2 separate regions of the Homo sapiens genome follow, and region 2 is linked to region 1. Evidence: read pairs that join two places in POLR2A ChIA-PET (ENCODE). Cell type or tissue: CD4-positive, alpha-beta T cell. All regions are shown on one strand. Each heading gives the region's core, and the rest is flanking DNA. Links, peaks and the distances in the headings are about the cores only. Region 1 overlaps CXCR5 (C-X-C motif chemokine receptor 5). Region 2 overlaps DDX6 (DEAD-box helicase 6).

Region 1 (15,225 bases), core at 5,265-13,264:
ATGGAGACAACTTCAGGCAATCTGTCTCCCATTAACTGAGAATGCTGGTACTTACTGTCTGCGGGCCAGGAACTGTGACTTGCTTTTCTTGGCATGCGAATGGGTCTACCCACTCACCTAGACCCGTTGTAGATTTTTTTCTACGCTAAGACTTACAGTCAAGTGTCTAACCATGGAACAAAACTTCCCTTGGTGCTGAGGGCAGCTGGTCTGTCTTGAGAGTGTTTCCAGTATGTCAGCTTTTTCTAACTGTTTTTTCTTTCTTATTTTTATTTATTTATTTATTTTTTTGAGACAGTCTCGCTCTGTCGCCCTGGCTAGAGTGCAATGGTGTGATCTCGGCTCACTGCAACTTCCACCTCCTAAGTTCAAGCAATTCTCATGTCTCAGCCTCCTGAGTAGCGGGATTACAGCCATGCGCCACCATGCCCAGTTAATTTTTGTATTTTTAGTAGAGACGGGGTTTCACCATGTTGGCCAGGCTGGTCTTGAACTCATGACCTCAGGTGATCCGCCCGCCTCTACCGCCCAAACTGCTGGGATTACAGGCGTGAGACACCGCTCCCGGCTCTCTGTTTTTCAAATGGATTTTTTTAGTCTGTGACATTGATTTAAACTTACTGTTAAAAAATATATTTCTTTGGCCTGCCCCCTGTGCAAGGAGGAGGTTAGTATTTTACATTTTATAGATGAAGAAACCGAGGCTTAGAGGGATGTCTGGTTCATAAAATCACAAAGTCAGTTAGTGGTGGGGCTAGAGTGAAAAACCATCCATCATTTGGATCATCAGCTTGTGTACCCTCTCTGCCTTCTCCCTAACTGGGTCACTAGACTGTGTGCACATACACTTACCCAGTGAGAGGGGCAGCAGCTCAGAGCGGAGCTTCAGAGTCCCGGCCCTGGGTTCAGTTCTGGCTCTGCACTAACTGGCTGTGTAACTGTGGGTGAGGAACTTATTTCCTCCTTTGTTAAGTGGAGTGTGTGACACGTTCCTCCCAGGGTGTGTTGATGAGATGAAATCACACCTGTTAAGTCCCCAGCAGAATGCCAGGCCCATGGGAGCCTGTGGAGAGGACACATTTTCTCTGTCCCTGCTCTCCACATGGTCACCACTCTTGCCATCGTGGAAACCAGCCTGGTGAGAACACCAGATACTGACATCAAATGTCCCTGTGGGCACGAGCTGTAAGGCTGTGAGCATCAGTGGGAGGGGGCATCAGCTGGTCCTTCTTGTATCTAGACCACTTAGCCCCTTTCCCTGTCCTCTCTCCTGCAGATTGTAATGTAGCAGACCCAGCCATGGCGGCCCCACAGCTGGGTCCCGGCCAAACCACCCAACTGCCCCTCAGCGAGAGCAGCGTGCCAGGCGCCCCGCACGGCCCTCCTCCTGGCCTTCGGCCTGATGCCCCTGGGGGCGGGGGCGGGGGCGGGGGCGTCCCCGGAAAGCCTCCCTCGCAGTTCGTATATGTCTTCACCACCCACCTGGCCAACACGTAAGTGCCTGGTGGGCAGGCCAAGTCTCTCTCTCTCTCTGCCCAGCACCTCTCAGCCTGGGGTTCCGAGGGAGCCCCGTGCAGGGGCAGGGTGGGGTGGGTGAGGGTGGGGCTCCCTCCTGCTCACCTCTCTGAGCTGTCGGTGCCCCCACTCTGTGCAGGGCTGCAGAGGCAGTGCTGCAGGGCCGGGCCGACTCCATCCTCGCCTACCACCAGCAGAACGTGCCCCGGGCCAAGCTTGACCAGGTGAGCGTGGCGCCTCTGTGAGCAGCAGGACTGGGTGGAACGTCCCCTTACCTGTCTCATGCTCTCTTTGTCCTTCTGCAGGCCCCTAAAGTGCCCCCCACCCCAGAACCGCTACCCCTGAGCACGCCGTCAGCAGGCACCCCGCAGTCCCAGCCACCTCCACTGCCGCCGCCGCCACCCCCGGCCCCTGGCAGTGCCCCGCCTGCTCTGCCCCCAGAGGGGCCTCCTGAGGACAGCAGTCAGGACCTGGCCCCCAACTCGGTGGGAGCTGCCAGCACAGGTGGTGGGACTGGGGGCACCCACCCTAACACCCCGACGGCTACCACCGCCAACAACCCTCTGCCTCCTGGAGGAGACCCCAGCAGTGCCCCCGGCCCTGCCCTGCTGGGGGAGGCAGCCGCCCCTGGAAATGGGCAGCGCAGCCTGGTGGGCTCAGAGGGCTTGTCCAAAGAGCAGCTGGAGCATCGGGAACGGTCCCTCCAGACGCTGCGAGACATTGAGCGACTGCTGCTCCGCAGCGGAGAGACTGAGCCCTTCCTCAAGGGGCCCCCAGGAGGAGCGGGTGAGGGGGGCCCACCAGCACAAGCCCCCCCTCCCCCCCAGCAGCCACCCACGGCCCCTCCCAGCGGGCTGAAGAAATATGAGGAACCCTTGCAGTCCATGATTTCACAGACACAGAGCCTAGGGGGCCCCCCGCTGGAGCATGAAGTGCCTGGGCACCCCCCGGGTGGGGACATGGGGCAGCAGATGAACATGATGATACAGAGGCTGGGCCAGGACAGCCTCACGCCTGAGCAGGTGGCCTGGCGCAAGCTGCAGGAGGAGTACTACGAAGAGAAACGGCGGAAAGAGGAACAGATTGGGCTGCATGGGAGCCGTCCTCTGCAGGACATGATGGGCATGGGGGGCATGATGGTGAGGGGGCCCCCGCCTCCTTACCACAGCAAGCCTGGGGATCAGTGGCCACCTGGAATGGGTGCGCAGCTGCGGGGGCCCATGGATGTTCAAGATCCCATGCAGCTCCGGGGCGGACCTCCCTTTCCTGGGCCCCGTTTCCCAGGCAACCAGATACAACGGGTACCTGGGTTTGGGGGCATGCAGAGTATGCCCATGGAGGTGCCCATGAATGCCATGCAGAGGCCCGTGAGACCAGGCATGGGCTGGACCGAAGACTTGCCCCCTATGGGGGGACCCAGCAATTTTGCCCAGAACACCATGCCCTACCCAGGTGGGCAGGGTGAGGCGGAGCGATTCATGACTCCCCGGGTCCGTGAGGAGCTGCTGCGGCACCAGCTGCTGGAGAAGCGGTCGATGGGCATGCAGCGCCCCCTGGGCATGGCAGGCAGTGGCATGGGACAGAGCATGGAGATGGAGCGGATGATGCAGGCGCACCGACAGATGGATCCTGCCATGTTTCCCGGGCAGATGGCTGGTGGTGAGGGCCTGGCGGGCACTCCCATGGGCATGGAGTTTGGTGGAGGCCGGGGCCTCCTGAGCCCTCCCATGGGGCAGTCTGGGCTGAGGGAGGTGGACCCACCCATGGGGCCAGGCAACCTCAACATGAACATGAATGTCAACATGAACATGAACATGAACCTGAACGTGCAGATGACCCCGCAGCAGCAGATGCTGATGTCGCAGAAGATGCGGGGCCCTGGGGACTTGATGGGGCCCCAGGGCCTCAGTCCTGAGGAGATGGCCCGGGTTCGGGCCCAGAACAGCAGTGGCGTGATGGGCGGCCCGCAGAAGATGCTGATGCCTTCACAGTTTCCCAACCAGGGCCAGCAGGGATTCTCTGGAGGCCAGGGACCCTACCAAGCCATGTCCCAGGACATGGGCAATACCCAAGACATGTTCAGCCCTGATCAGAGCTCAATGCCCATGAGCAACGTGGGCACCACCCGGCTCAGCCACATGCCTCTGCCCCCTGCGTCCAATCCTCCTGGGACCGTGCATTCAGCCCCAAACCGGGGGCTAGGCAGGCGGCCTTCGGACCTCACCATCAGTATTAATCAGATGGGCTCACCGGGCATGGGGCACTTGAAGTCGCCCACCCTTAGCCAGGTGCACTCACCCCTGGTCACCTCGCCCTCTGCCAACCTCAAGTCACCCCAGACTCCCTCACAGATGGTGCCCTTGCCTTCTGCCAACCCGCCAGGACCTCTCAAGTCGCCCCAGGTCCTCGGCTCCTCCCTCAGTGTCCGTTCACCCACTGGCTCGCCCAGCAGGCTCAAGTCTCCTTCCATGGCGGTGCCTTCTCCAGGCTGGGTTGCCTCACCTAAGACGGCCATGCCCAGCCCGGGGGTCTCCCAGAACAAGCAGCCGCCTCTCAACATGAACTCTTCCACCACCCTGAGCAACATGGAACAGGGTGAGTCAATTGCGCAGGCAGGCAGGCAGGCAGGCAGGCAGGCGCTGAGCAGTGTGTCCATGCTGGGGCTGGGCAGTGAGTGAGTAAGGGCCTGTGTACCACGGGCCCAGAGGTGGATGGCTCTGCTTATGGGGCAGATGATGACATTTGTGGGCTTTCTCAGGGGGTACCACGTGAGTCTCCCAGGCATTTTGAGTGATCGTACTTGGGGCCTGGGATCTTCCCCTTGCCTGGGGCCCTGAGGCTGCAGGAATTGCTTGAAGACTGGTGGGCTCTGGAGATAGTGGGGGCCTGTGGGTGTGTCTGAAGGACCAGGTGATTTGGGGAACTGACCGCTTCCTAAACCTCCCCATATCCACAGCCAAACTCATCTGCCCCTCCCCAGTCACCCCTGCTCTCTTTGTCTCCCCGTTTCTGTAGGTACCCTCCCGCCTAGCGGCCCCCGGAGCAGCTCCTCAGCACCTCCCGCCAACCCTCCCAGCGGCCTCATGAACCCCAGCCTACCATTCACTTCCTCCCCAGACCCCACACCTTCCCAGAACCCCCTGTCACTGATGATGACCCAGATGTCCAAGTACGCCATGCCCAGCTCCACCCCGCTCTACCACAATGCCATCAAGACCATCGCCACCTCAGACGACGAGCTGCTGCCCGACCGGCCCCTGCTGCCCCCCCCACCACCACCGCAGGGCTCCGGGCCAGGTGCGAGGACAGGCCAGGGCCCCAGGGAGGCCAGCTGGTGTGGGCACTGGGAGCGGGGAGCACAGCTGTGGTTGTGCTGGCTTTTTTGTGCCTCTGAAGGCCCTGGGTGTGGGGGTGGAGGCTCCGGGATGCTGTTCCCACTCGCTGGAGTCATTAGGGAAACCCAGCCCAGAGCACTCGAGTGGTCTTTCCAACACCTGGTGGTGTGTCTGGCGAACTGGGCCAGAACTTGGTCTCTTGGCTTCTAGCATCAATGCCTCCAGTCCCTTCCCTCCCAGCCAGGGGAAGCCAGTGGTGAAGACTTTGACCTCTGGCACCCCCTGGCTTGGGAGTGGGGAAGGCCTGAGCCCTGCACCCTCCCCGAGCTGGGCACACCGTGCCTGACCCCCTGTCTTCTATTCCCTACAGGGATCAGCAACAGCCAGCCCAGCCAGATGCACCTGAACTCAGCCGCTGCCCAGAGCCCTATGGGCATGAACCTGCCAGGCCAGCAGCCCCTGTCCCATGAGCCCCCGCCCGCCATGCTGCCCTCCCCCACCCCTCTGGGCTCCAACATTCCACTGCATCCCAACGCACAGGGGACAGGGGGGCCCCCTCAAAACTCCATGATGATGGCCCCAGGGGGCCCCGACTCCCTGAATGCCCCCTGTGGCCCAGTGCCCAGCTCCTCCCAGATGATGCCCTTCCCCCCTCGGCTGCAGCAGCCCCATGGTGCCATGGCCCCCACTGGGGGTGGGGGCGGGGGGCCTGGCCTGCAGCAGCACTACCCGTCAGGCATGGCCCTGCCTCCCGAGGACCTGCCCAACCAGCCGCCAGGCCCCATGCCTCCCCAGCAGCACCTGATGGGCAAAGCCATGGCTGGGCGCATGGGCGACGCATACCCACCGGGTGTGCTCCCTGGGGTGGCATCAGTGCTGAACGACCCCGAGCTGAGCGAGGTGATCCGGCCCACCCCAACGGGGATCCCCGAGTTCGACTTGTCGAGGATCATCCCCTCTGAGAAGCCAAGCAGCACCCTCCAGTACTTCCCCAAGAGCGAGAACCAGCCCCCCAAGGCTCAGCCCCCTAATCTGCATCTCATGAACCTGCAGAACATGATGGCGGAGCAGACTCCCTCTCGGCCTCCCAACCTCCCAGGCCAGCAGGGCGTCCAGCGGGGGCTCAACATGTCCATGTGCCACCCTGGACAGATGTCCTTGCTGGGCAGGACAGGCGTGCCCCCACAGCAGGGGATGGTGCCCCATGGCCTGCACCAGGGGGTCATGTCCCCTCCACAAGGCCTCATGACCCAGCAGAATTTCATGCTGATGAAGCAGCGGGGCGTGGGGGGCGAGGTCTACAGCCAGCCGCCCCACATGCTCTCCCCGCAGGGCTCCCTCATGGGCCCCCCGCCCCAGCAGAACCTCATGGTGTCCCACCCCCTTCGGCAGCGCAGTGTGTCCCTGGACAGCCAGATGGGCTACCTCCCGGCACCAGGCGGCATGGCCAACCTGCCCTTCTAGAAGTCGCTGCCAGGGCTGGAGCCGGGGCAATGTTGCAAATACGATAACCTTAACAAAGTTCTTCCCCTCAATGTTGGGATGGCCTGGGTCGCGGGGTGGGGTGGAGGGGGTGGGAGGGGGCTTGTGTAGGGAGTGGCATTTGTGGAAACCAGATGTGCTGGCAGCTTAGGGGGAAGTGGCAGTGTGGGGTGGGGGATTTTGCATTGGGGTTGGTTCCATTTCGGCCACCAGGACTGCCCCTCCCCCACTCCTCCCAATTCCTATGGAGCCTCTCTATTTTACCTCTTTCCGTGCATCCCTGCACCCGCCACACCCCCTTCAGCTATGCTTTTGGAGTCCTGGATGGGAATCTGGGGGGAGAGAGGAAGGACAGGTCAGGTCTCCCCCAGCCCCTTCTGCTCCTGTCTCCTCGTGTCCGCATTGCTGGAGCTCCACCTCCCTCTTGGTTTCTCCGCACCCGCCCATTTTCCTTCTGTCTTTACCTGCTTCGTATCCTTTCCCTGCTGATGTGGCTGACCCCTCTCCCACCCCTCCCTGCAGGCGGCTGGCCAGGTGGGCAGGTGCCAGCCGGAGCTGTAAATAGAGCGCTGCGCTTTTGTGCTGGTTTGTGCGTGTGCTGTATTTCTGTGTTTTGATAGAAGTCACACAAAAAAAAAAGGATAAAAGAAACCCTTCCCCCCTTCTTCAAGTTATTGCTCCCTCCATTCCCCTGGACCCAGGGACATGCAGCCCTACATGGCCACCCACTGTTTGCAGTGTCTCTGGGTCCCTAAGGGATACCATTCCTGTCTCGTCCCCAAATGGTAAGATGACGTAAATGACCCACTCCTAAACTGAGGTCAGACCACCTAGGCTTCCACCTGGTGAGCCCTAGCAGGGCTGAGACCCCCAGGGCGGCAGCCTGTCTGCTGCTGAGTGATTCAGGGAGAACATGTGTGCACGTGCATGTGTGTTTGCCCACACCGGTGACACGGGGCCCTGGCTTTCCACTTTGGATGCCCGGGCATCCGCTGCTGCTACATCTTAGCCAGAACTTGAAGTCTTTTGTCCCAGTTTGGGATGAAGGAAAGGAGGAAGAGGCGGTGGCTGTGTGGCCCCCTTGAGTGGAGCCATGGAAGGGGTGGCATGGTGCCACTGGGGCCTGTGGCTGTAGTAGCCCTGGGCCAGGTAACCTCCAGGGCCCTGACTTTTCCAGAGGCTGCTGCCACCTACTTCTTATCAAAGAAGGGGGAGAACAGTTCATCTGAGTCAGTGCACCTCCCCTCCAGTCTCCACTCCCTGAGGATGGAATCGGGGAAACAGCATCCTGCCGCCTCCTCTCTGCCTGCCCACTCACCGGCAAGGTTGTCCCTCTGCCCAGGGCTCAGGGCCATGTACCAGATCTGTCTGTGCCCACCCAGGCACAGCCACTGCCTCCCCCTTGGCTCCCTGCTCCTACCCAGGAGAGCTCCCTATCCGCCTTTGGTCAGAGCTGAAGCCATATACGACTGGGTGTTTGTCCCCCTACTTTGGCCCCAGGAGTAAAAAAACTTCTCCTTTTCTCACTTCCTTTCCTGCCTCGGGAGGTGGCAGGGCAGTTCCCTGGCTGAGGCCTTTTGCGCCCCACCTCCAGGACCAAGGGCCATTCTAGACAGGGTGTCTTCTACCAGGACCCGTCCCTAGCCTTCCTGGCCTGGAGGGCCTGGTCTTGCACTGGCAGCTGTAATACAAAGGGAACTCGCCCCACTTCTCCCAGCCTGGTGCTGTCCTCTCGGCCCACCATCGGCCAGGTCCAGCGCTTCCTCTGGGGCTGACAACAGGCCCCTGACTCACCCCGGTCACCTCCCAGGGTCCATGGCCAGGGCCTCTGTGTTTGGGGGGCCACTTGCCCTTCATCCTGCCAGGCGCTTTGCCCGCCCTGCCTCAGCCTGGGCCCTGTGCCCTTGAGCCCTCCACCCCTGGCCCAAGACCCCCCCAAACTGTCTGACTCTGTGTTTCCTGCCCTGAGGAGAGAGGGGTCAGATTGCAGCGGGCCGAGTGCCCTCTCCGTCCCCTCTCCTCCCACCCACGCCACAGGCCAGCCTACTCTTCCCTCCATCCATGGCCACACCCCCAGCCATTTTGTACCATTATATAAATATATATATAAATATAAATATATAAATACAATATGTGAAGACATCTTCTTGGTTTTTATTTTGAAACAATTTTTAGGCTTGTTCCGGGGGTCTCTGTGCTGCCTGTACTGTATTGACCTGTTTTATAGGTGCCTTTTTATTAAAAAGAAAATTCAAAATCCAGCCTCTTGCCTCTTTGCATCTGCTTCAGACTCCCCCATCGATTACCCAGCTTGCGAGGAGATACTCAGAGAAAAAAGGGACGTCTTAGGGCTTCCTCGTTGTCCTGCCGTGAAGACACTCTCACGTGAGCCACAGCTGTTATTTCCCCAGTGGGGCCTCCCAAGGAGCTTGGCTGCTTGGCTTGAGTGGGACAAGGGCAGGGGTCCCTGACTCCCCACCTGATCAAAGGCTGGGGAGGTGGTAGGGAGCACCCAGAACTGCCGGACGGGCCTCCCACACCCCAGGTGAGCAAACAAGCACGGAGCAGCTTCCTGCGGTTCCATCTGAGTGACATCCTCACGGGGGCAGGGCACGGCTTCCTGGGGCCTGGGGACTTCCCTGCCTCAGTGTGTTTCTTACACTTCCCTGCCTAAGGTGATGCCACGGAGGGGATGGTTGAGATGACTCCCACGGGCCCCTTCCAGTCCACCTTTCTCCGTTCCGACTCTGAGTTTCCTCGGGTCTATAGCTTATGGGAAGGGAGTGAGGAGGGGACAAGCCAGCCTCCTTCCCCATCAATGCCCACAACCTCCCATCCCCTGGACCCAGCCACCCTAGGAGTTCTCCACCCCACCCCATCTCGCCTGGCGGAGGGGACCGCCGGGTTTGATTGATCCATCTCCCTCCTTGGGGTTCGGGAAGAAAGCTCTTTTCTTCCCTCTGTCGGGTTTCTTTCTTGCTTCTCGGCCTTCACGCTTCCTCAGGTCACTGGCTGGCCTCCAAGGGCACCTAGAGTCAGCCCTGCCTGCAGACCACCCAGGATCCGGTGACATGGGGTGGACCCAGCGCTGTTTCGGTCAGAGCCAGGGGCAGCTACCTGAACTCAACCAGTCTGAGCTTCCTGCTTGGTCAAGATGACTGCAGGCTTGGGGGCCTGGCAGAATGTCTGTGTTTTTAGGGACTGAGTTGTCCGAAGGCCACACTCTGCTGCCAGCTGGCCTTTCCTCAGCCTTAACCTCCACTCATCCCCTGGTGCTCAGCTTCTGGCTTTGTTTGACAGGTGGGCAGGAGGAGAGAGGGGAAGCTGTGGAGGTCAGCAGCCCCTAAGCTGATGGAGTGTGTTCTGGGAGGGGCAGGCGCTCTCCGTTGGCAAGGGCAGAAGTAGAAGTTGTTTCTTGAGCATTGGATGATTAGGATGGGAGGTGCGTGAGGTTCTCTCAGCCCAGGGGGGTGCAGATGGGTAAGGACAGCCTTCACTGTGCCTTTGAGCTGCTTTCCGCTCCCTGGGCTCCAGCCTAGCCCCAGGGCCGGCAGAAGAGCTGGCAGGGATGTTCTAGAAATGGGGGTTGGTTCCTCTAGCTACCCCAAATGAGGATACTCCTAGGACACTCTTAGCCACGGTGAGCCCTTAGGATCCCAGCTCCTGTTGGAAGGAGCATCCAGCATCACTGCCTGCCCCAAGGAAAAGCAGCAATAAAAGGGGACACTGGGACCTAGAACGTGGTGAGAGAGGTGGCATTCTCTGACTCAGAGAGACTGCTCCTGCGCCAGCTAGGGAAGAGCTGGCACAGGGAGGCAGGGCCGGTACAGCCCAGCTTCGTCAGGAGCCGCGACAGGTCACTGCGGAACTTCACGCCGGCGAAAGTGTAGAGCATGGGGTTGAGGCAGCAGTGGGCCAGGCCCAGGAACTCACACATGGTGATGGCCACGGGGAGAGAGCCATTCAGCTTGCAGGTATTGTCCACGGCCTTCAGCCTCGCCAGGGTGTCCAGGAAGATGACGATGTGGTAGGGTGACCAGCAGAGGAAGAAGATGCTTGTCACCAGGATGGCCACCCTGACTGCCTTCTGCCGCTGAGGGCGCCGCTGGGCCTGGCGCAACCTGTGCACTACCCCCACGTAGCACCAGCCCATCACCAGCATGGGCAGCAGGAATCCCGCCACATGGTAGAGGAATCGGGAGGTGAACCAGGCATGCGTTTCTGCTTGGTTCTCTTGGGAGAAGGTGCAACGTGGCAGGGAGTTGTTGTGATGGCCTTGGCTGACTTTGGCGAAGAGAATCTCTGGCAAGGCAAGGAGGAAGCCCACCAGCCAGATGGTCCCACAGGTGATGTGGATGGAGAGGAGGCGGCGGTGGCGGTAGGCATGGACGGCGTGGACAATGGCCAGGTAGCGGTCCACGGCGATGCAGGCCAGGAGCAGGCTGCTGCAGTAGAAGTTGACTTTGTGCAGGGCAATCACAGTTTTGCAGAGGAAGGTCCCCAGGACCCAGCCCACAGAGCCCTCGGCCACGGCAAAGGGCAAGATGAAGACCAGCAGGAGGTCGGCCACGGCCAGGTGGAACAGGAAGGTCTCCGTGGAACTGCGTGTCTGCCGGTGCCGCTCCAGGATCACCAGCACCAGGACGTTGCCGATCACGCCCAGGAGGAAGATGAGGCTGTAGGCCACGGGCACGAACACGGCCTTGAAGGAGGCCATGAGGGGCCCCTCTGTGGCAGGGCAGAGATGATTTTCCACCAGGGAGGTGTCGTTATAGTTGTCCAATCTGTCCAGTTCCCAGAACTGCAAGGGCAAGGAGACGGGAGGGTGAGGACCTAAGGACCTGTCTTTCCTCTCTGAGAGGAACCCTAGCTCTCTTGGAGGTTTTTTCCTACATAGGGCCCACTGACCAAATGTCAAGTTTCAAATTTCAATTTTGAACAAATCACTTTGTCTTTTCCAACTTCAGTTTTTCGCCTGTCAAAGGGACCGCATTCCTTAGAGTGGTGGTGCTGATGAAGGGAGGCGTGCGGGTGGCTGAGCTTTGTAAGTGCTGGAGGGCTGGACCCCATAAGTCAGCTTGTGTTTTTGGGTCCTCATGTACGGAAGCCTGCAGCCTTGGCGGCTGGAGTCACAGGACTTCAATTTGGGGAATGGACCTGCTTGGTACAAGGACCCATCTGTTCCAGTTCTGAGCAGAACAGTCGGGCACTGCAACTTAGCATTGTGCTGGGGACTAGGGGCGGGCGGGTGCTGACTTGGCCTGTGGGCTCCCTCCTCATGGGTCTTCCTGTTCCTGACTGTCTCTGTTATCACTGAAATGGCAGTAATAGCCTCCCATCTGGTTCAATATGCACAACCCGCTCAAGGTATGTAATATTATTCCTATTTCACAGATGTGTCTTGCTAAAGATCAGGTTTGTGTGAACCGACGTTTATCTACTTCCAAAGCCAGTACCTCCCACTGAACAACCCTGCCTGGGCTTCCTTCTAGGGGCAGCAGATGCAGGCTCCCTGCTACTTCCCATCACTGGCAACCTCCCTGCAGCTAGGAGCACTCAGAAGCAGAAAGCCCAGAGGCAGAGAGAGGCAGGAGAAAGTGAGGGCGACACGGGGAGACTGGCAGGAGAGAAGGAGAGAGCCTGCTCCAAGTGCAGGGGGTGTGCCCGTGATGTCTCCGGAAGTTCCCTCCTCCCCATCCTCCTCTTCCTCTCCCCATCACCCCCCCCCCATCACCCCAGCACTCAGGTTGTTTACCCAGCTAACCACAAAGGAAGACATGTGCCTGTTTTCACACCTTTCACTCACAGCTGTCCCCTGCACCTGTTCCTCCTCACCTCCCAGCTCTGTTCTTCCCACCCTCCCTACCCAAGCCCCTCCCCAGGCAATTCAAAACCAATTATAACCAACCTATGTGGATTCAAAATGGCAATACTATAAATGATGAACCCAGGGAGGCAGAGGATGGGATGGGGTACTCTGTCCACCAGGCTCCGGGTGGCTTAATGGTGCCCCCATTTCAGGAGAGCAAGGCACCCCCACAAGGAGGGGATGGTCACACTGGGTGCCACAGGGCTTTCTTGCCTCTCAGGAGCCACAGTTGTGGGTCACACACTCACTCCTAATGCTGAGCAGACCCATTCTCCAACCTGGGTCTTTCCTTCTGGCTCTGGGGGAATGAGGGTCTGTGAGAAGGAGGTGTGGGAGATACATCAGTGCAAGGGTAGAGCCATCTGCCAACCCTTCCCGCAGCATCCCTCTGCCATTGCCTCAGTCTGGTCTTCCTTCTCTTTACTCTAATGCTCAGGAGACCATCTCTCCATGGGTCCCATCCCCACCAGCTTCTCTACTCCTGTCCACCTCCTGCACAGAGGACAGGGTAAGTTTTCTAAAACACAAATCCCATCGCATCAATGTTCTGTTTAAAGTCCTTTACTGGTTCCCCATCACCTGTAAGCAGTGGTTTTCTTCTGCTTTTTGTCTTTATCTTATTTTTTCAACTTCACTTTTTTTTTTTTTTTTTTTTTGAGGGGGAGTTTTGCTCTTGTTGCCCAGGCTGGAGTGCAGTGGCACGATCTCGGCTCACTGCAACCTCCGCCTCCTGGGTTCAAGCAATTCTCCTGCCTCAGCCTCCCAAGTAGTTGGGATTCCAGGCATCTGCCACCACACCTAGGTAATTTTTTTGTATTTTTAGTAGAGACAAGGTTTCACCATGTTGGCCAGGCTGGTCTCAAACTCCTGACCTCAAGTGATCCCCCCGCCTCGGCCTCCCAAAGTGGTGGGATTACAGGCATGAGCTACCATACCTGGCCTCAATTTCACATTTAATAGCAAAGTCAGCTATAAGAAAAAGTCATATTTGTGATCATGTTCATCAATAGAAGATTGATTGGAGTCTGGGCATGGTGGCTCAGGCCTGTAATCCCAGCACTTTGGGAAGACAAGGCGGGAGGATCACTTGAGCCAGGGAATTTGGGACTGCAGTGAACTATGATTATGCTGCTACGCTCCAGCCTGGGTAACAGACCAAGACCCAATCTCAAAAAAAAAGAAAATGATTGGAGTAAGCCAAACTTAGTGCCATTCACACATCGCTAAATTTCAGAACTCCTGGGCACAGTGGCTCCCAGCACTTTGGGAGGCTTAGGTGGGAGGATTGCTTGAAGCCAGGAGTTCAAGACCAGCCTGCATGACATAGCGAGACCCCATCTCTACAAAACATTTTTTTAAAAAATAAAGTTTAGAACTCATTGCAGAACATCCCATGCAGTAGGATTCCATGGAATTTCTCCCCCAAACACACGCCTTTGTTTTTGTTTTTTGATAGATAGTGTCTTGCTATGTTGCCCAGGCTGGAGTGCAGTGGCTATTAATACGTGTGACCATAGCACACTACAGCCTTGACCTCCTGGGCCCAAGTGATCCTCCTCCTGCCCCAGCCTTCTGGGTAGCTAGGACTGCAGGTATGTGACAACAGTGCCCAGCTCCAAGGACTTTCTTTAGAGTACCCATGACTGTGTGTGTGTCACAGGGTTCCCCTGGAGTGGGGAGTGGTGTTGGGGCTCCAGGCTCCCCTCCTTGACTTTAAACTAGAGCTCTCCACTTTTGACTTGTGCAGTGCTTCACACATAAGCTTTCATTGAAGAAAATGGTTCTACTTTCATTTGAAAACCATGGACCTGTGGGAAGACGTCTAACCTCCCAACACAGCCTTTATGTTCTTCCCAAATGTATATTCCTCTGACCTTTCAAACTTTGTCTTCTATTAATAAATTATTGCTCTAGACCACCCCCCGGCCTTTCCCCAACACCCCAACACATTCCTGTCTCCAAACCTCTGCTTGGCCTTTTCCTTCTGTCTAGCAGGTCTTTCTTTCCAAATTTGCCTAATTTCCACCCTTCCTCCAAAGCCGAATTCAATCCCATCTTCAGACATCCTTCCCGGCTCCCCTCTTGGAATTCTCTCTTCTCCTTATGATGCGTGTGCATTTATTACAGCACCCAGGGTTGGGATGACACTTTCTAACCAGATGGCAAGGTCTCAGAAGCAGGCCTTCTGTGTCCCCCTCCCAAGGCCACGTGTTTTACGTAGGACAGACGTGTGCTGACCTGCTCTGAAAGCAGTTTCCCAGAGAAGGCCAGGAGCCCTTATAACCTGAGACTTAGACAAGTGCCTCTGCAGGGACTCACTCCGTAATCTTCTGCATTCTGCCTTCTCCCAATAACCTTGATGGCCTTGATCCTAGATCCTATCTTGAGTGCTCTCCCTCTATTGGGAGCTATTTCCAATACCGTCACTGAGCACACCCACTTGACTAATACTGGAATTCAGCAGTCTTCACGCAGAGCCAAGCCGTTCAGACAGGGAGGAGAGAAGCAGGGCCTGGGGCGGTCAGCAGGGCTGGACTCCACCTACCTTGGCCGTGCCTGGGTGAGGGCTTAGGTCCAGCCAGCCTGTCTGACCCAGAAAGCCCTGGGTTTCTGGGCTTGTCCTCCACACAAGTTCTTGCCCTTCAAAGATTCCAGACTGACTGAGTTATTGCTCATCTAAAGTCAATGCAGTGGGACATCTCCCTAGGGCTCCCATCTCCTGAGAACCAGATTTAGAGGGGGCTTGGGAGGGGCCTGTGTCTTCCTCCTTGCCAAGAGGTATTTGTCTGGCAGCGTTCAGAGAGGGTAAGATGGGAGGAAGCTGGTTTGAGGGGTGCTGGGAATTGACAGCACATCTCAGCAGGAGGTGTCAAACAGACGTTTTGGGGGTTCGGGAGTGGCACATGTTAAAGCCACTTCCCACACATAGGAGTTCTAGCTCCCCCAATCTCCCCCAAACTATGGAGAGAGGCAATAAAGCAAGGTTGGCTCCGGCCTCATGGGAAATTGAGGAATCAGGAATCC
Region 2 (15,225 bases), core at 2,959-10,958, 130 kb after region 1:
CATACTTGGAAATGACTAAGAATTGAGATAGCTCTGAAGGACTTAGGAAGCTGTAATGGATGCACTATAACAATTTAGATTCTTAGGAGGCAACATTCCGCTGGCCCAGTGTGGGCTATGTGTCTACCACTTGGCTTAGAAAATTGGTGAGGCTTGGTCTGTTGGGACAGGGGAGACCAGGGCATATGTAATTCCTTAGAAGGAAATTGGGGTGTTACTTAGTAAAGGGATACTAGAGTAACCAAAACACAACAAATACTCTTCAGTCATTATCTAAACGTTACAGTGAATGTGAATTTGGAGACCTAAGGTGGCAGATGTCAGCCCTAAGCTTGTGGGGTTGGTTTTTTGGGGTTTTGTTTTTTGGGGGTAATAGCTTTATTGAGATATAAATGACATCACACATCAAAAGTATACAATTTAATGCTTTTTAGTGCATTTAGAGTTCTGCAACCATTACCACAATAAATTTTAGAACATTTTGATCAGTCCCACAAAAGAAACCCTTTTAGCAGTCACACCTCATTTTCCCACACCCCTAAACAACCACTGGTATACTTTCTGTCATTCTAGCTTTGCCTAGTCTGGACATGTCATATAAATAGAATCCTATAGTATGTGTTTTTTTTGTGACTGGCTTCTTTGACTTAGCGTAATGTTTTCCGAGTTCATCTGTGTTGTAGCTTGTATCAATATTCCATTCCTTTTTCCTGAATAATATTTTATTGTATGGCTCTATTACTTCTGATTTATCCAGTCATCAGTTGGTAGACATTTGGGGTTGTTTTCCAAGGACTGAGGATTTAATGTGCTATTTTGTGAAAATCTGAGAAGTAGGAAGGGGATTTAATGATCTCAACTGTCATCCGTCTGAAAAACCTAACTTGTGATTTTAAATAAAATAGCAGGCTGCCTTCCCCTGTTCCCTTTTTAAAATAGGAACTGACCCTGCTTTAACCTTATGAAGTTTTATTTATGAATAAAGTTTGTACTATTATAAAAAAAAACATAGAAGGAACTGGCTATTAAGGATAATGCTGCTATGAAAATTCAGGTGCAGGTTTTTGTGTGGAGATGTTTTTATTTCTCTTCGCTGTATACCTAGAATTGCTAGTTCATATGGTAACTCTTTTTAACCTTTTGAGGAACTGCAAGGCTGGTTTCCAGCGTAGCTGTACATTCCCACTAGCAGTGTATGAGAGTTCCATTTTCTCCAACTTCTTGCCTACATGTTATGTGCAGATCTAAGTTCAAATACTGGCTAAAGCATTTCTTGCTTTGTGACCTTGGGCAAACTAATCCTGTTTAGGATCCATTTTGTCAGTTGTAAAACAAAGTACCTAACTTGAAAGTTGTGCTGAGCACATAGTAAGTTTTAAAAAAAGTTTTCGTTTCCTTCCTCCTTTGCCTTCTCCCTGGCAGTTCCTCATAATTTCCTCTTGTATTTCACAGCTTTTTGAACTTGACTTGAATTCTCTTGCTTTTCATTATTTCCTGAGAAACACTGGTAAGAGGCAGTGTGGATGTGCTGAATTCACTGACTGTTAATCATAATGGCCATCATATAAGGCAAAATATCAGGGTGTCTTAACTTACAGTCTATCACATGTACTTTGTTAAAGCTTTATCCTTGAACAGTTTTTGTAGGGTATAATCCCTGTCAAAGAGGGCAAAGGAATAGAAGTCAATGGCCTTAATCAAGTCAGTCAAAAGATGAACTGAAAAGGGGGATTAGGATACCTCTAGTCTAATTCTGTTCTGCCTCACTTGATTGAAAAAAAGGTTTACACTTTAAAGAACCTGACCCAGCAAGTCGTTATGAGACCATCAGAGACCACCTATCTTACTTTTTCAATACTGTAAAACTGAGTAGTGTGCAGGCAGCCTGTTAAAAACTACAGACTACTGGCACCACAGAACCACAAAAGAGAAAACCTGAGGTGACAGGGTAATGGGAGCCTCTGGAACAACTGGAAATAATGGTTCACTTATCTGTGATGAGGGAAGAAATTTAAGACCAAAGGGTTAAAGCCAAGGTTTTCTTCTTTGTTTGCTTTACCTTAATAAGCAGAGTCTTTAATGCTGGCTGTAAGAACAAGACAACAGTATTTTCTTTTCTTTTCTCTCTCTTTTTTTTTTTTTTTGTGAGACTGAGTCTTGCTCCATTGCCCAGGCTGGAGTGCAGTGGCGCAATCTTGGCCCACTGCAACCTCCTCCTCCTGGGCTCAAGCAGTTCTCCTACCTCAGGCTCCCAAGTAGCTGGGACTACAGGTGCGCACCATGACCATTTTTGTATTTTTAACAGAGATGGGGTTTCACCATGTTGGCCAGGCTGGTCTCGAACTCCTGACCTCAGGTGATCTGCCTACCTCAGCCTCCCAAAGTGCTGGGATTACAGACATGAGCCATCGTTCCCAGCCAACAACAATATTTTCACAGTTGTTCTGGCAGCTGTGTTGTTCTGACCATATGGAACCCATTTATATCCTGTGATTGGAGCTCTAGGTAGAAAGAGTGTTGTCGTGGGAGATGGAAGTCATCCTGCTTATTTAGTCATTTCTACCAATAGCAGCTTTAAAGGGCTAAAGCTGTTTTTTGTTTGTTTGTTTGTTTTTGTCGTTAGCCCAGGCATAGAAGGGACAAATGTCAGTGACTGTGAATTTGGTTCCTAGTATCTTAGTTTTAGAAATTAAAAATTCAGGCCAGACACAGTGGCTCATGCCTGTAATCCCAACACTTTGGGAGGCCGAGGTCGGTGGATCATCTGAGGTCATGAGTTCAAGACCAGCCTGGCCAACATGGTGAAACACCCCGTCTCTACTAAAAATACAAGAATTAGCTGGGTGTGGTGGCACACGCCGTTAATCTAAGCTGCTCGGGAGGCTGAGGCAGGAGAATCGCCTGAACCAGGAGGCGAAAGTTGCAGTGAGCCAAGATCGCACCATTGTACTCCAGCCTGAGTGACAAGAGCGAAACTCTGTCTCAAAAAAAAAAGAAAAAAAATTAAAATTCCACATCATGGCCCGGCGCGCTGGCTCACGCCTGTAATCCCAGCACTTTGGGAGGCCAAAGCGGGTGGATCACGAGGTCAGGAGATCAACACCATCCTGGCTAACACGGTGAAACCCCGTCTCTACTAAAAATACAAAAAAAAAATTAGCCGGGTGTGGTGGCGGGCACCTGTAGTCCCAGCTACTCAGGAAGCTGAGGCAGGAGAATGGCGTGAACCCGGGAGCCAGAGCTTGCAGTGAGCCGAGATTGTGCCACTGCACTCCAGCCTGGGCGACAGAGCGAGACTCTGTCTCAAAAAAAAAAATTCCACATAATTTCCTTTTAACAATTTTTCAACGATCAAGCTTTTTCAACGATCTATTGTATTTTATAGTTTGTTGTTGTTGTTTGTTTTGTTTTTGCAAAGAGTGGGGGTGCTTGCCATGTTGCCCAGGCTGTTCTTGAACTCCTGACCTCTCTTTGTATATGTCTATTTATTTTTAAGTAACTTTTGGGAATCCTTTGCTGTTGTCTGGGAAATTTAAGTTAGTATGAACTACTGTTATTATTTGCAAAATAGATAACAAAGTAAGCCAAATATTAAAATGAGAGGTCACCTTTAGTGATGTGACCGTATTTGAGGTAGCTGCAATAGAATTGAACCTTCAATAGAGAGCACATTACAGAACAGAGAAGTAGGCTGTGGGACAGACATTGGAGATTTACTTATTATATAAATAAATGACAAATAGGACCTGAGGTTAAACTTTCCCAGCCTATTCGTGTTTTGTTGCAGGGATGAGGTGTCCAAGCTACAATTTTTCACTGTGGTCAAATTGGTGTGCTAGTCTCAAAATATATATAGTCTTACCTTGGAATTGTTTTTGTTTTTTCCTTTAAAAATTTTTGTAGAGATGGGGTCTCACCATTTTGCCTAAGCTGTTCTCAAACTCCTGGGCTCAAGTGATCGTTTTGCTTTGGCCTCCCATAATGGTGGGATTACAGATGTGAGCCACTGTATCTAGCCTTTTTTTTTTTTTTTTTTTTTTGAGATGAGACGAGGTCTCTTTCATGCTGGAGTACAGTGGTGCAATCATGGCTCACTTCACCCTTGACCTCCTGGCTCAGCCTCTCAAGGTTTATGGACACCCACCACCACACCCAGCTACTTTCTGTAATTTTTGTAGAGTTGGGGTTTTTCCATGTTGCCTAGTTGCCCGGGCTGGTGTTGAACTCCTGGGCTCAAGTGATCCCCCACTTCTGCCTCCCAGTGTGCTGGGACTACAGGCATGAGCTGCTGTGCCTGGCCATTTTTCCAATTTTTATTTGAAGGAGGCTTTGCTTTTGTTTTGTCTGTATTTTCAAGTGCTATTTATGGGTCAGCCTGAGTTCCTCCATTTTCTTTGTTGTTCTCTTCAGATACACACATAACACAGTTCTTATGACATTGGGTTACAATTTAAAATTCTGTGAGCAGTTCTGGTAAATACTGGTTTATAATGATGTTGATGTTGACTGGTCGTGCTGATTTACTTGGATCTCTGCTATTCATGTAGAATTCAAATGTAGGATACTTAGGACACTTAAAGCAATACCGAAAGAGGTATCCTTCAGTGTATTTCAGAGAGGAATTTGCTTGTGTACTACATTCAGAAGTAATTTTGTATTGTCTTATCTCTTTTAGGAGGAGAGCATTCCCATTGCTTTATCTGGTAGGGATATCTTAGCTAGAGCAAAAAATGGAACAGGCAAGAGCGGTGCCTACCTCATTCCCTTACTTGAACGGCTAGACCTGAAGAAGGACAATATACAAGGTTAGTTGAATAAAAGTTTGTTTTTAAACTAAAAATGGGAGTTTCAGCCTTGGAGCCATGTGTAGAAGATACTCTTTTTTTAGTCAGAATTTACATTATCTAAAATTTGTATTCTTTCTTTTCAGGTTTTTTCTTTTTTTAGCCTGATGATGGTCTTTTTATTAAAAATGATTCCCAGCTTTTTAGAGATTTCTAGTTTTAAGAGTATTCTTATATGATACACACTTGTGACAGCATTCCAGTGAGACAGGAAAAATAAGTATTAGTGCCCTATAGGTAGGAAAGCTGAGGCTGGGCACGGTGCCTCACAGCCTGTAATCCCAGCACTTTGGGAGGTCAAAGTGGGTGGATCACCTGAGGCCAGATATTTAAGACCAGCCTGGCCAACATTGCGAAACCCTGTCTCTACTAAAAATGCAAAAATTAGCTGGGCATGGTGGCGCACAACTGTAATCCCAGCTACTCAGAAGTCTGAGGCACGAGAGTCACTGGAACCCAGGAGGTGGAGGTTGCAGTGAGCCAAGATTGTGCCACTGCACTCCAGCCTGGGTGACAGAGTGAGACTCTCAACTCAAAAAAAAAAAAAAAAAAAAAAAGGCGGCTGAGGTCATGAGAAGTTAAATTAGTTGACATTGCTACTTATAAACTATGGAACTATTTCTTGTGGCAGATGAGTGTTAACAGAATTCCTTGTAGAAACATGAACTTCTGTTTAAAGGCTGTGGATTTTGGGATTTTAAGAGCCTAGGCAGTGGGGAATAAAAAATTTTCATAGTTATATTCAATGTAAGTTAATGGAATTAAGATTTCATCTCTGAAACTTTACATTTTTAGCTTTCGTGATCTGTAATTATCTTTTCTTCCCACTTTCATATGATGTAAATAGAGCCTAGGTAGCAGGAGTTTCCTACCTAGGTATTTTACACAGTGAATCTGACTCAAATGTAGTTGGGGCTTTTAGAAATATTGTTAATAAACTTTGAGCTAATAGTTGCGAACTCAACATGCTGAAAGTTTGTAATTAAGAACAGTATTGGCTGGGTGTGGTGGCTCACGCCTGTAATCCCAGCACTTCGGGAGGCCGAGGCAAGGCAGATCACCTGAGGTCAGGAGTTCAAGACCAGCCTCGCTAACATGGTAAAACCCTGTCTCTACTAAAAATACAAAAATTAGCTGGGTGTGGTGACATGTGCCTGTAGTCCCAGCTACTCAAGGAGGCTGAGGCAGGAGAATTGCTTGAACCTGGGAGGTGGAGGTTGCAGTCAGCCAAGATCATGTCACTGCACTCCAGCCTGGGTAACAGAGCGAGATCTGTCTCAAAACGAAGAAGCAGCAGCAGCAGAAGGCCAGGTGCAGTGACTCACACCTGTAATCCCAGCACTTTGGGAGGCCAAGGCAGGAGGATTGCTTGAGGTCAGGGGTTTGAGACCAGCTGGGCCAACATGATGAATCCCCGTCTCTACTAAAAATACAAAAAATTAGCTGGGTGTGGTGGCGGTTACTCAGTAGGCTGAGGCAGGAGAATTGCTTGAACCTGGGAGGCAGAGGTTGCAGTGGGCCGAGATGGCAGCCACTGCACTTCAGCCTGGACAACAGAGCAAGACTCCATCTCAAAAAAAAGAAGAGGAAGAGTTTAATATTTATATAATAGTATTGCTGAGGGAGAGTCTAAATCTGGGACACTATAATAGGTTCTCTTTTCATAAAGAGATTTGTACATTTGAGTTTTCATAATGTCCTGTGTAATGATTCAACTTTTTATTTTTATTTCTTAATTTTTTTGGCGGGGGAGACAGAGTCTTGCTGTGTCACCCATTCTGGAGTGTGGTGTCATGATCATAGCTTAATGCAGTCTTAATCTCCCAGGCTGATGTGATCCTCCTGCCTCAGCCTCCCCAGAAGCTGAGACTATAGGCACATGCCACCATTCCCAGCTAATTTTTTTCATTTTTTTTTTTAGTAGAGATGGGGTCTTGCTATGTTGCCCAGGCTGGTCTTAAACTCCTGAGCTCAAACGATCCTCCTGCCTCAGCCTCCAAAAGTGCTGGGATTCTAGGCATGAGTTACTCACTGTGCTGCCCAGCCCAATTTTTTAATACATCTCGGTATCTAGATTATAAGGGGCAGTGTTTCTTTTCTTTTTTTTTATTTGAGACGGAGTTTCGCTCTTGTTGCCTGGACTGGAGTGCAGTGGCACAATCTCGGCTCACCACAATCTCTGCCTCTCGGGTTCAAGCGATTCTTCTGCCTCAGCCTCCCAAGTAGCTGGGATTACAGGCATGTGCCACCCACGCCCAGCTAATTTTGTATTTTTAGTAGAGATAGGGTCAGGCTGGTCTCAAACTCCCGGCCTCAGGTGATCCACCCACCTTGGCCTCCCAAAGTGCTGGGCTTATAGGTAGGTGTGAGCCACCGTGCCTAGGCTATTTTTTTTTTCTTTCTTTCTTTTGAGACTGAGTCTCACTCTGTCGCCCAGGCTGGAGTGCAGTGGCGCGATCTTGCCTCACTGCAGCCTCTGCCTCCGGGTTCAAGTGATTCTCCTGCCTCAGCCTCCTGAGTAGGTGGGACTACAGGTGCGTGCCACCACGCCTGGATAATTTTTGTATTTTTAGTACAGATGGGGTTTCACCATGTTGGTCAGGCTGCTCTCGAACTCCTGACCTCAGGTGATCTGCCCACCTTGGCCTCCCAGAGTGCTGGGATTACAGGCGTGAGCCACTGCATCATAAGGTGCAGTTACAGGTGTGAGCCACTGCATCATAAGGCGCAGTATTTCTATAGCTTCTTAAATTTTGTAAATAATGATGTATAGCATGTTCTCCCACCTCACCCCATATTTTCTTATATATTCCTTGATACTGTTTCAGCAATGGTGATTGTTCCCACTAGAGAACTTGCTCTACAGGTCAGTCAAATTTGCATCCAGGTCAGCAAACACATGGGAGGGGCCAAAGTGATGGCAACCACAGGAGGAACCAATTTACGAGATGACATAATGAGGCTTGATGATACAGGTAAGAAATGATTACTAAAAGGTAGTGTAGCTCTCTGTTATTTTAGTCACAAGTATTTCAGTAAATTATTAAAAATTGTTTTTAAGAATTAAGGAACAGAAATACTGCAGTAAGAAAAGGAAATGACCACTGCATTCAAGCGAAAAAGACAAATTACCATAATTGAAAACGATATTTGACTTTATTAGTAATTGTAAAACAGCAAGTTTATAATAATTTTACCTGTTTAATTGGTAAAGCTAAAAGTATTAGTAGACGATAATGTGAGTTTGTGGACAAATAGGCTACATTGTAAATGTGGGGGTGTAAACTTACATCTCTATCATGGGCAATTTGGGAGTATATTTTAAAATTATAAATGTATATATAATGTGTGTGTGTGTGTGTATATTTTTTTTTTTTTTGGAGATGGAGTCTTGCTCTGTTGCCCAGGCTGGAGTGCAGAGGCGCAATCTTGACTCACTGCAATCTCCGCCTCCCAGGTTCAGGCCATTCTCCTGTCTCAGTCTCCTGAATAGCTGGGATTACAGGCTCCCGCTACCACGCCAGGCTAAATTTTTGTGTTTTTAGTAGAGACGGGGTTTCACCGTATTAGCCAGGATGGTCTCGATCTCCTGACCTCGTGATCCACCTGCCTCAGCCTCCCAAAGTGCTGGGATTACAGGCGTGAGCCACCGTGCCCGGCCATAAATGTATATTTTTAAGAATCTTTCCTGAAGAAAAAAGTTGGGTAAATGCAGGGCTGTAGGTACAAAGTTGTTTGCTATGGGGTGGTATTGTCGTGCCGAAAAATTGGCCAACTTAGAAGGAGATTGGCTAACTAAATACGTTAAGGTATAATCTGAATAGGATTCTACATAGTCATTAAAGAGTAAAGTTGACCTGTATTCATTTTCATGAAGAGGTTTCATGATACATTGCCGAGTGGAAAAAGGTAACAAAACAGCAAGAATGAGATCACTCATATAAAATTATATCTTGATTTTAGTTAGAATATTATATATGATAATTATGTGATACATTCTTTGTATTGCATAGGTTTTTAAAAAATTATCTTGTTTGATCCTTTTAACAATACTCGGCTCACTGCTCTAGATTAGAGGCATTGCTCTTATGTCAGAAGTCTGGTGTGCCTTCTGCTATTAATTGAGAATTATCCTAAGACAAGAAAGTATGCCTACTGTTGAAAGCAGCAGGTGATTTAGGAAGCTGTACCCCACCCAATGTAGAGGTGAAACAAATATTTTTTAAGCATCCTGTGGTGAAATGGAAGTCTTTATCCTAAAACACATCTTTGTGCCTTTTTGTGTTATTTCCACCTCTATAACACAATGTGTTTCTTCTCTTTCTTTCTTTTTTTTTTTTTTTTTAATTTGAGACACAGTCTTACTCTGTTGCTCTGGCTAGAGTGCAGTGGTGTGATCTCGGCTCACTGCAACGTCTGCCTCCTGGGTTCAAGCGATTCTCCTACCTCAGCCTCCTGAGTAGCTGGGATTACAGGCTCCCACCACCACACCCAGCTAATTTTTGTATTTTTAGTAGAGACAGGGTTTCACCGTGTTGGCCAGGCTGGTCTCGAACTCCTGACCTCATGTGATCCACCCACCTCGGCCTCCCAAAGTACTGGGATTACAGGGATGAGCTACTGCACCCGGCCTAGTTGTTTCTAATAAAAGATAGTCATGTGCTGCATACAATGTTGTGGTCAGTGACGGCTGCACGTATGTCGGTGTTCCCATAAGATTATAATGGAGCTATACAATGGAGTAGGCTATACCATCACATAGCAATGCATTTCTCAGAATTATCATTAAGCAGCTCAGGACTGTAATATTATAAACCTTTATCCTCTTTGCTCAAATTAAAATTAATGAGAATGTATGTTTTCTAAATCTTGCATAGTGCACGTGGTGATTGCTACCCCTGGGAGAATCCTGGATCTTATTAAGAAAGGAGTAGCAAAGGTTGATCATGTCCAGATGATAGTATTGGATGAGGTAATGTCTCTTCATTTGGCATTATACTGTTCTGTACTTTTCTGTGCTTTGCTTATAACTGCCAGTGAATGAAGCAAAAGCTGCTTGTGTTTATGATCTAATAAACACATAAACAATCAGTTTAAATTAATTTGCTTATAAAATGTGTTTTACCCGTCAGAGGGAGTAGATTATAGGCATTCATTGGAATTCAGCATTTTGTCTTTTTCTTAGAGATAGCAGACATTAGGTTTTAATTTTTTAGTAGAGGAGTGAATAACCTCAATGCCAAATTTATTCTAAGTCTCTTTCTGCTCTGTGATTAATTTTTAAAAGCATATAATATATATTGTCTCTTCTCATTTTGTGCATACTACTTTGTACTGTTTGGTTTTTAATCTCTGTTACATGTATTATCTCACCATGTTATAAATGCCTTTTAAAAACTTATTAAAATCTGTAGTCCTGGGATCTAGCCATGTTTTGTACATGTACAGATGGTCCCTGACTTAAGATGGTTCACTTTACAGTTTTTCAGTGGAAGTGATAAGCTTTCATTAGAAACTGTACTTTGAATTTTTAAGATTGATATTTTTCCTGGTTAGTAATATGCTATATGATACTCCCATGATGCTGGGCATCAGCAGCAAACTGCAGCTCCCAGTCAGCCACATGATGATTGAGGGCAGACAGCCGATACTCTACAGTATACGGCGTTGCAGGTGATTTTGCCCAACTGTAAGCTAAGGTAAGTGGAGCATGTTTAAAGGAGGCTAGGCTGAGCGATGATGTTCAGTAGGTTTGGGTAATATTTTCAACTTAGGATGAATTTATCAGAACATAATCCCATTGTAAGTCAAGGAGGATCTATAGTGATCAGCGTTGTTAATGTTTTGACATGAGGTTATTTTCACATTTGGGTTGAGGTTTATTATTATTATTATTATTTTTTTTTTTTTGAGACAGACTCACTCTGTCACCCAGACTGGAGTGCAGTGGCGTGATCTCGGCTCACTACAACCTCTGCCTCCCCGCTTCAAGTGATTCTTATGCCTCAGCCTTCTGAGTAGCTGAGATTACAATTATGTACCACCCACGCTCAGCTAATTCTTGTATTTTTAGTAGAGGCGCGGTTTTGCAATGTTGGCCAGGCTAGTCTCGAACTCCTGACCTCAGGTGATCCTACTGCCTCAGCCTCCCAAATTGCTGGGATTACAGGCATGAGCCACCACGCCCGGCCTGGTTTGTGTTTTAGGTAACATGATTTAATTCAAATCAGACTTTTATCTTTAAGTAATGAGAGAGAACATTTATTAATCACTGGGTACCAGCACTAAGTGCTTTACATGGTTTGTTTTTTTTTTTTTTTTTCCATTTAATTTTTACAAGAAACCTATAAGGTAGGTATCCTGTCAAGTAGTTACTATAGTATGTAGACATCCAACTTCTAATTTGCTTATAAAATACGTTTTATACTTCAGATGCAATAGATAGGCATTCATAGGAATTCAGCTTTTTGTCTTATAGATGCCAGAGTTTAGGTTTAATTTTTAAGAAGAGGAGTGGCTGGATAACTTGAAAGTCAAGTTTTTTCTTTTTTGTTTTGTTTTGTTTTGTTTTTGAGACAGAGTCTCGTTGCCCCGCTTGGAGTGCAGTGGTGCGATCTCAGCTCACCGCAACCTCCACCTCCCAAGTTCAAGCGATTCTCCTGCCTCAGCCCTCCCGAGTAGCTGGGATTACAGGCATGTGCCACCATGCCGGGCTAATTTTGTACTTTTAGCAGAGACAGGGTTTCTCCATGTTGGTCAGGCTGGTCTCAAACTCCCGACCTCAAGTGATCTGCCCACCTAAGCCTCCCAGAGTGCTGGGATTACAGGCGTGAGCCACCACACCTGGCCTTAGCCAAGTTTTTTCTAAATCCCGGTAAAGTAGTTACTACATTATGTAAACATCCAAATTTTAATAGTTTTACAATTTTAGAGTTGTGGAAACTGAAGTACAGAGTAGTTCTGTAACATTCCCACACAGCTGAGAAATGAAGGAGGCAAGATTTCAACCTGGCAGTTTAGCTCCAGAACCTGTACTTTTTTTTGAGACAGAGTCTTGCTCTGTTGCCCAGGCTGGAGTGCAGTGGTGCGATCTCAGCTCAACTGCAACCTCCATCTCCCAGGTTCAAGCAGTTCTTCTGCCTCAGCCTCCTGAGTAGTTGGAATTACAGGCGCTTGCCACTGTGCACAGCTAATTTTTGTATTTTTAGTAGAGACAGGGTTTCACCATATCAACCAGTCTTGTCTTGAACTCCTGACCTCAGGTGATCCGCCCGCCTGGTCCTCCCAAAGTGCTGGGATTACAGGCGTGAGCCACTGCACCCGGCCTCAGAACCCTTACTTTTTTTTTTTTTTTTTTTTTGAGACGGAGTAGTCTCGCCCTGTCGCCTAGGCTGGAGTGCAGTGGTGTGATCTTGGCTCACTGCAGCGTCCGCCTCCCAAGTTCAAGCGATTCTCCTGCCCCAGCCTCCCGAGTACCTGGGATTATAGGTGCGTACCACCACGTCCAGCTAATTTTTGTATTTTTAGTAGAGATGGGGTTTCACCATGTTGGTCAGGCTGGTCTCAAACTCTTGACCTCGTGATTCTCCCGCCTCGGCCTCCCAAAGTGCTGGGATTACAGGCGTGAGCCACCGCGCCCGGCCAGAACCCGTACTTTTAAACACTACACCATACTACCTCTTTAATGAGAATCATCACATTAAAATTCTGTTGTGGAGCTGGGCATGGAGGTATGTGCCTGTAGTCCTAGCTACTCAGTAGGCTCAGGCAAGAGGATCACTTGAGCCCAGGAAGTTCAGGCTGCAGTGAGATACGATTATGCCACTGCACTCCAGCTGGGTGACAGAGTGAAATGCTGTCTCTAAAAATAAATAAATTAATTAAATTCTGTTACAGAAAGCGGGGGAGGTTGTCTGTGTAGTGTAGAATTTTTTTTTTCCCCTAGAAGATGGGGATTATAGATTTTGCCCCCTTCTGCATATTTGACTCTCTGCAGTGTTGGAGAGAATTTATTGTTTTCCACCAGGAACATTTCATGGATGCTTTTGTTGGATGATGCCTTATTCTTTGACCATGTATTAACCAAGACCTTAGACATTATTTTATTGTTTTTAAAATTGTCTTTTCTTTCTACTGCAGGCAGATAAGTTGCTGTCACAGGATTTTGTGCAGATAATGGAGGATATTATTCTCACGCTACCTAAAAACAGGCAGATTTTACTATATTCCGCTACTTTCCCTCTTAGTGTACAGAAGTTCATGGTGAGTATAAATCTGTACTTGGAATCAGTGCCATCCTGTGACCTTTGAGTATGCTTTTATTTGTAATTACATCTTCATATCTGTGAATATACTTTATGCTAATTATTTCAAGCCTTTGGCTCTTTCTTCAGTTGATCAATTAAAGATTTGTTTTACGTAAATTAACTGACTTTTTAAGAAGGTTGTAATAGTAACTTAATTAAATTCCTCATCTTTCACTTAGTTTTTGGTGTCATGATGACATAGCCATTGGTGCTAGCTGAATTGATTCCGGTATTATTCTATATACAAAACAGAGCTTGAGTATCCTAAACTGAAATCCAAAATACTGCAGAATTTGAAACCTTTTGAGCCACGAACATGATGCTAAAAGGAAATGTTCTTTGGATTTTGAATTTTCAAATTAAGGATGCTCAGTCACTAAGTGTAATGCACATATTCCAAAATTAGAAAAAATTTAAAACCTGAAACACTTCTGTTCCTAAGCATTTTGGGTAAGGAATACTCAACCTGTAGTAACTTAGCTGCATTTTTGAGATCTTATATCTTAATTTATTTCTATCGGGTCGGGCATGGTGGCTCATGCCTGTAATCCCAGCACTTTGGGGGGCCGAGGCGGGCAGATCACAAGGTCAGGAGTTCGAGACCAGCCTGGGCAACATGGTGAAACCCCGTCTCTACTAAAAATACAAAAATTAGTCTGTTATGGCAGTGCATGCCTGCATTCCCAGCTACTCGGGAGGCCGAGGCAGGAGAATCACTTGAACCCGGGAGGTGGAGGTTGCAGGGAGCAGAGATCGTGCCACTACACTCCAGCCTGGGTGACAGAGCAAGATTTTGTCTCAGGGTGGCAGGGGGGAAATTCTGTAATGACAGATCATATATTTTGTTTTGAAGAGAGTTGCGTCCCTTACAGCAAGAGTTTATCGGACAGAAACGTATAGGGTATATTTTGAATTTGAGATGAACTCTGCTTTCATTTAAGACGACGACTCATCTTTTTCCCGCTCCCCCCCCAGAATTCCCATTTGCAGAAACCCTATGAGATTAACCTGATGGAGGAACTAACTCTGAAGGGAGTAACCCAGTACTACGCATATGTAACTGAGCGCCAAAAAGTACACTGCCTCAACACACTTTTCTCCAGGGTAAGAAGTAGGCTTCTGCTGTTGAATATTATCTCTCGAGTCCCAGTAAAACAGATGATTTCATCAATTTTCCCACCGTCTTCACTGTATAAAAGTTCGTAGTGTTTCTGGCTTGGCACGGTGGCTCATGCCTCCCAGCACTTTGGAGGCTGAGGCAGGCAGATCACGAGGTCAGGAGTTTGAGACCAGCCTGGCCAACATGGTGAAACCCCATCTCTACTACAAAATACAAAAAAATTGGGCATGGTGGCGTGTGCCCATAATCCCAGCTACTTGGGAGGCCGAGGCAGGAGAATTGCTTGAACCCAGGAGGCGGAGGCTGCAGTGAGCTGAGATTGCACCATTGCACTCCAGCTCTGGGCGACAGAGCAAGACTCCGTCTTGGGAAGAAAAAAAAAAAGATTAAAAAATAATTCATAGTGTTTCCTAAAAGGCAGGTTTAGTTGTTGACCTAAAGTTGATACTAAATGATTAACCAAGTCACAGATACACTTTTGAATAGTTTCTGAAATACTTTGACCTTAACTAGGGTTAATCCTCATTATTCACATATTCTGTATTTGTGAATTTGCTTAGTCACTAGAATTTATTTGTAACTCCGGAATTAATACTCAAGGTAGTTCAGCAGTCATTTGTGGACGTGTACAGTGTGGCAAAGAGTTTAAGTCACCTGACATGCACATTCCCAGCTGAGGTCGAAGAAAGCAATCTCTGTCCTCTTGTTTAGCTCTCATACTGTGAACAAGGGTCCTTTTCACAGTCTGCCATGTTTTTCAAGTTTTTGTTGCTGATTTCACAGTTTTAATTGGCCCCTACACATGGTGCTGAAGTGCTGCCCAATGCTGGTGGCATTGGTTGTGAGTATATTAAAGAAGGTATTCTTGGCTGGGCACAGTAGCTCATACCTGTAATCCCAGCACTTTGGGAAGCCGAAGTGGGCAGATCACCTGAGGTCAAGAGTTCAAGACCAG

Evidence for each region. ChIA-PET counts read pairs that join two places held together with the same protein. Peaks named below come from ENCODE experiments on the same cell type or tissue, not always from the same donor. Only the 100,000 strongest peaks of a DNase experiment are listed, where the experiment ranks them.
Region 2: POLR2A ChIA-PET joins it to region 1 with 10 read pairs; 10 of 35 experiments call an interaction of 5 or more read pairs at or near these places.

The regions. Positions count from the first base shown.
Region 1 is chr11:118,889,504-118,904,728 of GRCh38, reverse strand. It overlaps CXCR5 (C-X-C motif chemokine receptor 5), which reads right to left. Exons shown (of 2, transcript NM_001716.5): 2 at 6,942-11,133. The coding sequence ends at 10,066. It overlaps BCL9L (BCL9 like), which reads left to right. Exons shown (of 10, transcript NM_001378213.1): 6 at 1,277-1,493; 7 at 1,655-1,739; 8 at 1,821-4,110; 9 at 4,531-4,812; 10 at 5,221-8,593. The coding sequence ends at 6,314. Among named protein-coding and RNA genes, the nearest start is that of CXCR5, 13 kb to the right of the region's middle. RefSeq lists enhancers at 6,080-6,587, 8,207-8,965. In CD4-positive, alpha-beta T cell, for the core only: no CTCF peak of the experiment used is centred there; DNase peaks (open chromatin) are centred at 5,888, 8,114, 8,938, 12,068 and 1 weaker place; H3K4me3 peaks cover 1,448 bases; H3K27ac peaks cover 4,841 bases.
Region 2 is chr11:118,757,803-118,773,027 of GRCh38, reverse strand. It overlaps DDX6 (DEAD-box helicase 6), which reads left to right. Exons shown (of 14, transcript NM_004397.6): 5 at 4,676-4,805; 6 at 7,673-7,819; 7 at 9,722-9,816; 8 at 12,984-13,106; 9 at 14,126-14,254. Among named protein-coding and RNA genes, the nearest start is that of DDX6, 26 kb to the left of the region's middle. In CD4-positive, alpha-beta T cell, for the core only: no CTCF peak of the experiment used is centred there; no DNase peak of the experiment used is centred there.